Linked DNA regions of Mus musculus: region 1 is linked to region 2. A link is a loop called in an ENCODE intact Hi-C map of the cell type or tissue named here. Cell type or tissue: left cerebral cortex. All regions are shown on one strand. Each heading gives the region's core, and the rest is flanking DNA. Links, peaks and the distances in the headings are about the cores only.

Region 1 (5,387 bases), core at 292-5,291, 88 kb before region 2:
ACTGGGTTGTCCCAGCTTCCTCCCTCACCTGAGGAAGCTTGCTGAACAGGGTCTGAGAGTGCTCAAAGCAGCAGGAATAATGCTTGCTTCCCTTGGTCCTCCACATCCAATGCACAACTCAGTCTCTGTTCCCTGACACATACTCCCTAATGCATTGGAGGATAGCACTGAACCTAGACATCTGCTATCACTAGGAATACAAATTCACAGGCCTCTAGAGTAACTGAGAACCTGCTGGGCCCAGAAAAATCTCCTGGGACGAGCACTGACTCCCTATAAGCATACAGAAGCCTCTCAACAAAGACAGCTTTGAAGCTGACTACATACTTGCACCCATCAGCCTAGCCCACCTGCACACAGCATCAGCTACTGCACTGGGTAAAGAACACCCACAAGCTCCACCTACCACCTGCTGCCCCCAGAACTGGGGGATAAAAAAACAAAAAACCATCTTTAACCTCCTCCAACCTCACCTAGTCTCAGCTATTATAGAGGAACATAACTCTCATGATGTCTGTTGGCATAGCTAAAGAGACACGTGAGCCTTGCTGCAGGATCCTGAATCAACTAGAGTACAGCAACTACTAACAAGAAACTCAGAAAGAAAGAGGGAAATCATTGAAAAGGAATGCCTGTGAAGACCACATCATTGTCGCCTTAGTGTCTGAGCACATTCACCAATAAAACGATGTGGATTTCATAGGTACCTTAGGTCACACATCAGGATCACACTTGATCCAATTATTTCTTATAATACGAGTACTATTGTACCTAGATGTTTCATAGAAGAAATAAAAGTTCTGATTACAAGTTGCTTTTATGTCTGTATTTTCAACTTTTTAAATTTTACCATAGAAAGCTCACAAAAACTTAAATATTAACAAGTTAAAAACCATGTAAAAAAAAGATAGAAAATTTCTCAAAGCTTGAGTCTGTCTTCCTAAGTTCATCCATAGAACTTCACATTTTCACAGTGACACAGCAGCGTACTTTTTGGTATGACATGCTCTCGGCCGTGTGGACGTCTTCCTGGTTCCTCAGGACTTTCTGCGTGTCCATGTTGAGAGCCTGGAGCTGCTGGATCAGGTCTGCTTGCTGGGCTGTGTGGGCACTGTTCTGCTTGTACACGTTCTGCAGCTCCTGCAGCTCTTTCCTGTGCAGAGCAAGCGATAAGGAGAGAAGCATGAATACAGGTCAGTGCAGTTAAATAACTGGGCTCATCTAAGGGGATAGATTGCCGTCCTATTTTCATCTGCTATTTTTTATTGCAGGCAAACTTACTAATAAATAAGATAATATATAAAGTACTTAATATTTATCACATACATCTAGAAAATATCGACAGAACTACTGTGGTTTTCAAAGGCAAATACTTATCAATTTTCTTTTATAGCTTGATAGAAATAAAAAATTCTGGATATATTGTCATAGAACCACCTTCTTATTGAAATAAAGTTAAAATTTTAGTTCCATGAACTCATAAGCAGTGGTTCTCACTATAGTCATCAGATACTTTTAAATATATGGTAAGTTATGCTTTCATTTTACATTAAGTATAGTGAAAAAATAAAATACATCAAAAGGTCTAATAAAGTTTTCAAACCACCATGTGACTCTGGAGATGATCTATAAGACAGTGAGGCGCCACAGTCAGAAGGAAGAAAAACAACACAAGGGAAACTGTCCTTGCAACACCCAGGTGAACACTGGTAAAGTGGGAGACAAATGACCCAGTGGAAGAGCTAAGATGCTCAGGACCCAGGAGAGCACCACCTCTGGGGTCCAGACTTCCAGATCCCCATGGCAGGAAATCTTGTGTAACACGAATCATAAAAAACTAAAAATTGTTTGGATATTCTATTTTGACAGAAAGAGTAATTATAGAGACATTATTTCAGGTTCCACCATCTAGTTGGTTAAAATACCTATTTTATATACATATATAAACAAAAATACATTTTATTTTATATATTATGTAGAGTGCACTTAAAGTGGCAATTTTCTTATGTATAGCTTAAAAATATGAAAGGATTTAAGATAAAAATATGCAAATAGTTATTTGAGACTGATGAAAATTAATACAGAGAAAATAAGCTTTGCTTTTTAGACATTTAAGGCAAGAATTTTCTCAAGTGTATTTATAAACCCTGTACCCACACAGACAAATACATATGCAAAACCTATCTTCTACTGTCTTCAGTAGTCATAGAATACTGAAGAGTGGGAATGTATAAAAATAACCTTCAAATCTTGAGGATGAGTGAATAAGGAACTTCACAGTGCCTCTAAGGAATATGATAAAGGCATTTAAACAGAAGAAATGGGTTTAGGTTGTGCTGTTTTCTCTTACTAAAACAGAAATCTTAACAAAGGAGATAGCAGTAGTATGTCCGCTGTGGACAGTGAGAGCCCGGTGGCCAAGAGACCTATGTCAATAAATGCTGCATGTAAAAAGTGTGTCAGGAAGTTAAACTATAACAGGCAGAAAATAAGAACAAAAATTATTTATCTTCCAGTATTCAGATACACCGCCTGTCTCTTAATAAGAGCAAGAATTCATATACACAAAATTATTATTTTTAAATTCAAAATATATGTATCATCAGTGATAACAAACACAACCAGACGATATAGAGAAGGGAGATGCTCACATTACTGAGACTTTTGAGAATTAAAATGTCTGTGTGACGACGAGTGTGTGCTTTGTCCTACCTCTTACACTACTTTATAGCCATGCTGTTAGATCTCTCTCTCTCTCTCTCTCTCTCTCTCTCTCTCTCTCTCTCTCTCTCTCTCTCTCTCCCTCCTTTCCTCCCTCCCTCCCTCCCTCCCTTCCTCCCTTCCTCCCTTCCTCCCTTCCTCTCTCTCCCTCCTTCCTCCCTTCCTCCCTTCCTCCCTTCCTCTCTCTCCCTCCTTCCTCCCTTCCTCCCTTCCTCCCTCCCTCCCTTCCTCCCTTCCTCCCTTCCTCTCTCTCCCTCCTTCCCTTCTTGTCTCTCTCTGGGCCACTGGGAAGGCTTGAATTTGACCTGACTTTATAAGGAAACAAAGAAAAGTGAACAGGAATTATGAAAAGTACGTGGGTCTGTGTGCAAGTCTGCTGTGAACTGTTCCTCACAAACTCACTGCTCCCGAGCTGTGGCTGGCTCCCGAGCTCTTGGCACTGTCTGCTGAGGTTGCTGACTTTCTAGGCTTGGAGCCTGGATGCAAACCCAGATCAATGCGGGCATGGGGTTGGCAGGTCGTACTCCGGTGTCAGATCCAGATGGGAATTCTCTCTGCTTCCTAGTCTCACCTCACACGGCAGCACATGGACAGGAAGTACTTGTTCATAGATGCCACACACCTTCCCCTCTGGGGACCTGGGGGTGGGGGTGGGGTGGAGGGAGCTGTCCTTCCCTAAGGTGCCTTTGTCAGCATCCTAATCTCTTTAAGAACAGGTAAGAAAAGTGAGTCCAGTGTTTTAAATTAAGGAAAATGCACTGTTCATATTCAGAAGAAAAGTTCAGAAAACAATATGCAAGCACTGTTCTTGTTTAAACAGAGTCCTGATCTCTCAGTGCTGGGGAGCCCGCTCCCCCAACTAACTAGTGCCGCTTTAGTCACACTATTCCGGATTTTCACTGCATAACTATATGTGCCTATGGGAGACATACTGTTATCATTTGGAAGTATTAACAATATCCATGTACATAAGTGCGCATGCTGAATGACTACTGATATTCTAATAAAATTCAAAACTGAATATACTTGCCTGATCAATGTAATATCCATATCTTTTTGGAGAAGTTCAGCCTGTTTGTTATTCAGCTGTTGTGACACAACATTATATTTAGTCTGTGCTGACTCAATTTCTTTCTTTGCTTCAATCAAATTTTCTTCAAGGACCTAAAGTTAGAGCACTTGTATTAAACATAATAAACATGAAGTATAAACAAAAGTATATGATATTTATTTTATAAGATGCAGGGGGAATGTACAGGATTCATCTCTGTATCCTGCTAGACACTTAACTACAAAGAAGAAATTAATACAAAATGCAAGGATGTAGAAATGGTAAATCTAAAAGGTTTATAACAGGTAAAACAAAATCACAAAAGAAAAAAAAACAAAACCACAGGTAAAGAGCTTTGATCTCTAGCCTGGAAACCAGGTAAATTTTCTCTAGCCTGGAAACCAGGTAAATTTTTTAAGTACTTAGGTAGCATTCAGACAAAGTTGCCAATCTCAAGATTCCACTTGACCCATGCTTCGTGTGAGAGGGTTCAAGAAACTGGATAAAGGAAAAATTGCAAACTGGAGGCCTTAGAATCTCAAAAGTGTGTAAAAGAGACAAACGAACATTAGAGTGAAATAGGTAACAGAAAAATATTGCTATGCAAAAACCCTTAGAAAATCTGAAGTTCAAGGGAGACTAGAGGCTGGGGATGCTGCCTGGTACTACACAACATGCTTGCCTAGTATGTTTGAGGCCCTAGGCTTGATCTACCAAAACTATTATTGAAATAGTATTAAACTACCCTTAATATATTATCTTTATAATAAGAAATTAGTGCTTCTCTCCACCATCACTAGAGAAGCTTCTATGTGCATTAGACAGAGATTAACACAGATACTCACAACTGGTCAACTCCCAGTGAGTAAAAACTATAGATTGTTAAACTCTAAGTCCATTTTATACCCCATTCCCAAAGGCCCTGGGATCACTGAAGAATAGGAAGCAACAGGAGCCACAAGTGGTGGGTGCCTGCAATGAAACGTTATTTGCTGAATAGCAAAGGGGCCCATGTTCATAAGCTGTGACAAGCATAAGGGCTGCACAAGATCAGAGCAGTCAAACTCTCAGCATGGGTAGAGAAGGACTTCCTGAAGTCCTACCTCTAGCTGTGAAGCTACTGGCAACTGAGGATCTGTGGGAGGAGGGAGAATCATATTTCTTCAGGAATGCCATCCCTGAGGGCTACCATGCTGTGGTGGGTGGTCCCACATGCAAGCACACACATTAAACGTTATTGGTACTATCCTAATTAACTAGAAACCTCCCCAATCTAAGCTACAAACATTTTTCTTGTCACATTTTTCTTCATACCACTTATCCCTATGTGACAAAGCTGAAGGTTTTATTGCTTATGCATGTCTACATATCACCGATGATATAAATTTCATAAAAGCAAGGTTTTAAACTTATATTTTTCAGTTATTTTGGTTACAGACACATGCTCAGAAAATTATTTCACTCCTAACTTTTACAACAAATGTCAACTGATACAGAAAGCTAATGACACACTTGTGTAATGAACATGTTTAAACCCCCAGTAATTATCTCTTAAGAATATAATCCTCTAAAGAGTTAGGAAGAATCTAATGCAGACAGCAGCAGTCGATAGTCT
Region 2 (5,387 bases), core at 312-5,311:
CTGATTCCCAATATCATATACTTTCAATGAGAATTTGGTAATGACCATACATGTCTGTCACTTAAAAGCCCTAAATAATTCTCATCCAAAACTGGTTTATGGTTAGTAAATGTTGTTGGCTATTGGCTGCTACAACACACATATACACGCGCGCGCGCACACACACACACACACACACACACTGTAAATCCAACATCTTCTTGTTTCATCAACTTGTCTACAAATGGTGATGGCTGTGCATAAGCACATACTTTTCTGCATGTTGTCACAAAAAGGATTTAGTCTTGAAAGACGGCATAGCAACAAAGAAGAGACTAGAATAATCTCTTAAAAAATGAAATATGGGATAAAAACATCATGAAAATTCCTTGCTACATTTAGAAGCTACTCCTTCCCTCTGTAAACACAATAGACAGCTTTTCACTCCATCTAAGCAGCCTTTCCTTCATGAAATTTCCTTCCTAACCTGGGGACACATGCAAAAATGCTTAACTAGATAATACAATCAGGGGCTCACAGGAAGAGAAACATTTGTCTTCCACCATGTGACTTTTCTGAGGTGCTCCAAGAGTGATACATGGAATCACCCAAACTTCTTCACTGATAATAATCAAATAAATTAAATATTAAAGAAAGAAACAAACATAAATCAAGCACTACTCATGGTAATACATTCAGTAGCAAAGCTCTTTTTTCAAAGCTGCATGTTTGACCCTTACAGGGCATAAATATTATTTGAATCTCAGTAATATTTTTAAAGAAACTTAGGAAAGTTGATGACATTCTGTTATGGTAAGTAATCTCTCTGCAACTGCATAGACCTATACAAGTGTTTCATACCTATATATGTGTTCCATGTAAGTTGAAATATAAAATGATTTTTTTTTACTTTAGATTGCACTAACAATATATTGAAATATTCTCAGGTTCTGTGATTTATGGGTGGATAATAAGTAAAATTCACATGAAAAATCTAAAGGTTTAACTTTGTTATGCTACAACTAGTTTAGTTATTTCCCCTTAGTCTCCCTATGACAAGAAAATGATTTGGCTATAATCTTGATACTGCCAACCTCCTTTCTTGGAATCTATTACTGAAATGTCTCTGATCATCTCCTAATATTATCAAATTTCAAGAATTGCCATTCTAAGCTAATCAGGACCATTTCTATTTCTTACATCTGCCTCAAGTATTGCAATCATTTCCTAGTCCAGGAGTGCCCAAAATCACCAAGGCCAGTACCATACTGGACATTTTCATCTTTAAGGTTATAAATATGGGAGTAGAGAGACAGTATAGAATATGTGGGCAGGGCCATTGATTGTTACTTTAGCAAAGCCTTTAGCATGAGCACACATCTTTAAATTCCCCAAGGGCGAGGTTTACAGAGGACAAAATGCCTTAGTTCATCCCTGACCTATAGACATCCTTTTGCTGTTTTGCCAGCCAATAGAAAATGAGTAACTGAAAGGGGTGCAGTCTGATCATTGCTCCCCAATCTGCTTAACCAATGATGTATTCAAGTTACACACGATTCTCTTGTCTTTACAGAAAAGACCTATAAAACGGAGCAAGAGAACCCAACAGAACCGTAAGAGAGTTTCAAGGTTTTACTAATCTAACGTGATAATGCTGCTCTGTTGATGCTGTCTCTGGTGTTGGCGGTTCCTAATTAGTGTCTCTTAAATACAGCGATTTTTTTCCCTTAAAGACTTGTAATTAACTGAATGAATTCTCAACATTTTTATTTCCTAACCCTATATGTGGTTAGAGCCAAATCTAAGGAGATGGTGGTGAGAAGGCAAAACCAATAAACTAACTAAATAAATAAATAAATAAATACTCTGCACTGAAGGACAGGCAAGCTCACCATCCCCAAACCCTCAAACTAATCTGGGAAGTAATGTGAGATGACTGCTCTAACAACTGCTTTCCTCTGGCACACTCACATGAAAGTACTTCACTATGGGATCACTGGAAGTTAATAAATGAATACGTAGCATCCTAAGGTTGTAGTCCCGTTCCCAGGGCTTTCTAAAAACTGTGGTTGTGTTTGGAACTTAAGTTTAACAAGGTAAGAACAAGGGTTAAGTGTGGGTCTGAAGTTTAAAAACGGGCAATTTCCATCAGTGGATTTTATTTTTCTGACACGGTCCTGTTTATTTCAATTCACGAATGCACTCCACTCGTGGGCACTGGGTATCACTAGACAGCACCAGGAACTTGGGCTTTGAGGAAGGAGCCTCTGGAGAGCATCCTATTAAAATCGAAACCCGGGTCTGCAGCGGGACAGAGCCTGCAGCCCAGACAGTGGGCAGAGGCAGGGCGTGGAGCCTGGAGGGCGCGTCCCGGGAGGGTTCACTAGGTGCCCCGGGCCGCGAGCATGAGCTCGGGCGGCGGTGATGGGCGGCGCTGCCCCCGGCCGGGGCCGTGGACAGGAAGGCCGGCGGCCAGTCCTGATACCTGACACAGGGCCAGCTCCTCCTTTAGGCTGCTCAGCTCTTCCTCCAGCAGCTGCGATCGCGTCGCCTTCGCCTCCTCCGAGGAGAGGCCCTCTGGCCACCAGGAACCCGCGGGCGCGCTGGCGACAGGAGCGACAGCGGCCCCGGCCCGCCCCGACCCTCGCCGTCCCCCTGACCCTTCTTCGCCCCTCCAAAGTAAGTCGCTTTTATCCGCGACGACCTCCCTCGCGGCGCCCGCCAGACCCGAGGCCTCGCTGCGCACAGCGTGCACTTCGGCTCCGCGCCCGACGCGCAGGGACCGCCGGCTGGACCGCCGCACCGGGGGCGGAGGCGGCGAGGAAGACGGCGAGCGCGCCGCCATGGCCGCGGCGCCTAACGGGTCAAGTTCCCGCTTGAAAACTCCACCTTCCCTTCCCCATCCTGGGGAGCCTGGCCTGCCGTCCTACGCATGCGCGGAGCTTTTCCCGCCTGGTCCGGCGATCGCGGTTCCTAGTGGGCTTGCCGCGGGCCCAGCTCCGAGCGCGGGCGGCTGAGCTGATCTGCGCATGCGCGCCGGGCCGGCGGAGGCTCGACCAGCAAGTTCATTGCTGGCGCCTCCACTGTCCCGAGTCCGAAGTGCCTGACTTTCCCGCCCTCCTAACGCCCTAGCTCCGCCGAGGGCCTACTTTACATCCCTCGTCTTAAAGCCTTCCTGACAAGCCCCCAGCCCCCAGTGATCCAGAACTGTGAATTCTTTCCTCCTCCAAGGCTTCTGCCAACTCGTTTTTCACGTTTCATTGACCGCCCTCAAGTGTTAGTTACCCCGCTAATCTCTCCAACGCTGTTGTAAGCTCCTTGAGGATCAGGGAATAGGTTTTAGAGTTAAGTGTTTTCTTCACACCCCTTGGCAACGCTGCCTTACGTGCGGCTGACATCTAACCGACTGAAGTCAAGGAGACGCGGAAAGCCTTGTGCTGAGCTGGGACTATCGAGCAGGCTTCCCACTTGAATTATGATCCTTCCTACACCCTTTGTCTTTTGTTTTGCAAGAGTCATGGTTTCCTTTGAGTCTTTATGTCAATTTCTTTATCCCTTGGCTGGATATCAGAGCAACTTTGTCCTACAAGGCCCAACGGCTTGGTGTCCTTGGACCGAACTAAAGTCAGCAATGGAGTCTGATGAAAGAAATGAGACTGACTCACTTTTTTAGTCTCTGGTCTTTTCTCACTTGCTTTGCTATAAACTTCAAAAACACAATAACCTTTCTTTGCCCTTAAGACACTTCCTCCAGAGTGCTAAACTTAGTGAACGCGCGCACGCTGAGCTGAGTTTCACAGAAAGATAGAATTACTTTTTTGTTGTTGCTGGTTTGTTGGGGGGGGGGTGTTTGTTTGTTTGTTTGTTTTGTTTTCTAGGAAAAGTTTACAGAATTCTTGGAAGAGATTTGAAGTAGGGATTGAGAGTCCCACCGTGAAGTTACCATTTTCAAACCATTTTTGCCTGTACTGAGTCGGCATGCCCGAAGACTGCCTCTGGTCATCCTTCCAACACTGCAAAGTGTATTAGAGAATTACATGTTTCCAGTGCATGTAGGGCTCGGGGCCATGATGGCTCAGCCCATGCAGTGCTTGCCGTGAAATCATGAATTCAATCCCTCAGAGCCCACGTGTGTTTTCCAAAGCCGGCTGCCATGATGTTGGCAGACCTGTAATCCCAGAATTTAGGAGACAGAGGCCAGATCCTGTGACTTGCTGGTCAGCTACTCTAGCCAAATCTGCAAGCTCCAAGATCATTAAGAGTCTCTGTCTCAAAAACTGAGATGGGGAATGATTGAAGGAGACGCAGGACCTCAGGTCTCCACACACATAGGTACCCATAGAAATAAAAAAGGAAAAGTACATATAAACTTGTCCTACAAAGAACTATCGTGTTGAACATCTAACATTTGCTGAGTCCAATAATAGTTTTCAAATTAAATTCACTTATATCGAATTAGATGTCATCCGCATTGTACTAGAAACTGAGACTTCAGAGGTCATTGTAAATTTCATGACACTCCATGTCTGATACTATATTAGAGAAGCTAGAGTTTAAATCCATTTAATTCAAAAAACAATGCCTTTCATCTCAACAGTAATTTGAAACAAAGCATTGCATTCCAAGAATATATGGTATTTTACTGGGTTTAACACTGGGAATTCACTGGTATAGCCTGAAATACATGTGAGTGCCTCCTACTGGTCATTGCTTATTTCTTCATTTAACCCTAGAGTCTTTGGAAAAGCAATGTAATATTTTCTATTATGATTTCTAGTGTGTTTGATGCAATATCTCAATCGATCAATTGATAGGTGATAGATGATAGAAGTATTATAAATATACATAGGATAACAGATACAATGGATGGATAGATAGATAGATAGATAGATAGGATAATAGATACAAGATGGATAGATAGATAGATAGATAGATAGGATAATAGATACAAGATGGATAGATAGATAGATAGATAGATAGATAGATAGGATAACAGATACAAGATGGATAGATAGATAGATAGATAGATAGGATAATAGATACAAGATGGATAGATAGATAGATAGATAGATAGATAGATAGGATAATAGATACAAGATGGATGGATAGATAGATAGATAGATAGATAGGATAATAGATACAAGATGGATAGATAGATGGATAGATAGAGTCTCCCAAAGGGTAATATCTTGAATCTGTATCTTTGCCTAGGCAAATACTTTTAGAAGACTTGTATAATGGCAATATCACTTAACGTAAAATTTATCACATAACGTTTTAAATTATTTCAACTATCAATGAAGTAGTATTATGTTAGTAACCATCCCCACAGTCTAGTTCCAGAACATTTTTATCATCTCAAGTCAGAACCTCCATGCCCATTCAGTCATTTCACATTCTTCCTCCCA

Evidence for each region. A loop is a pair of places that touch in the nucleus more often than their neighbours do. Peaks named below come from ENCODE experiments on the same cell type or tissue, not always from the same donor. Only the 100,000 strongest peaks of a DNase experiment are listed, where the experiment ranks them.
Region 1: it touches region 2 in a loop (2.3-fold over the local background); 2 of 42 quality-filtered maps call a loop at or near these places.

What each region holds. Positions count from the first base shown.
Region 1 is chr4:84,969,629-84,975,015 of GRCm38, reverse strand. It overlaps Cntln (centlein, centrosomal protein), which reads right to left. Exons shown (of 26, transcript NM_175275.4): 6 at 3,752-3,885; 7 at 991-1,153. Among named protein-coding and RNA genes, the nearest start is that of Cntln, 88 kb to the right of the region's middle. In left cerebral cortex, for the core only: no CTCF peak of the experiment used is centred there; DNase peaks (open chromatin) are centred at 1,084, 1,739, 2,312, 3,189 and 2 more places; H3K27ac peaks cover 1,718 bases.
Region 2 is chr4:84,881,902-84,887,288 of GRCm38, reverse strand. Cntln (centlein, centrosomal protein) reads right to left here and starts at 2,980. Exons shown (of 26, transcript NM_175275.4): 1 at 2,465-2,980. The coding sequence starts at 2,824. In left cerebral cortex, for the core only: CTCF peaks have their summits at 2,852, 3,087 and 4,688 (motif pointing left); DNase peaks (open chromatin) are centred at 2,413 and 2,957; H3K4me3 peaks cover 1,843 bases; H3K27ac peaks cover 945 bases.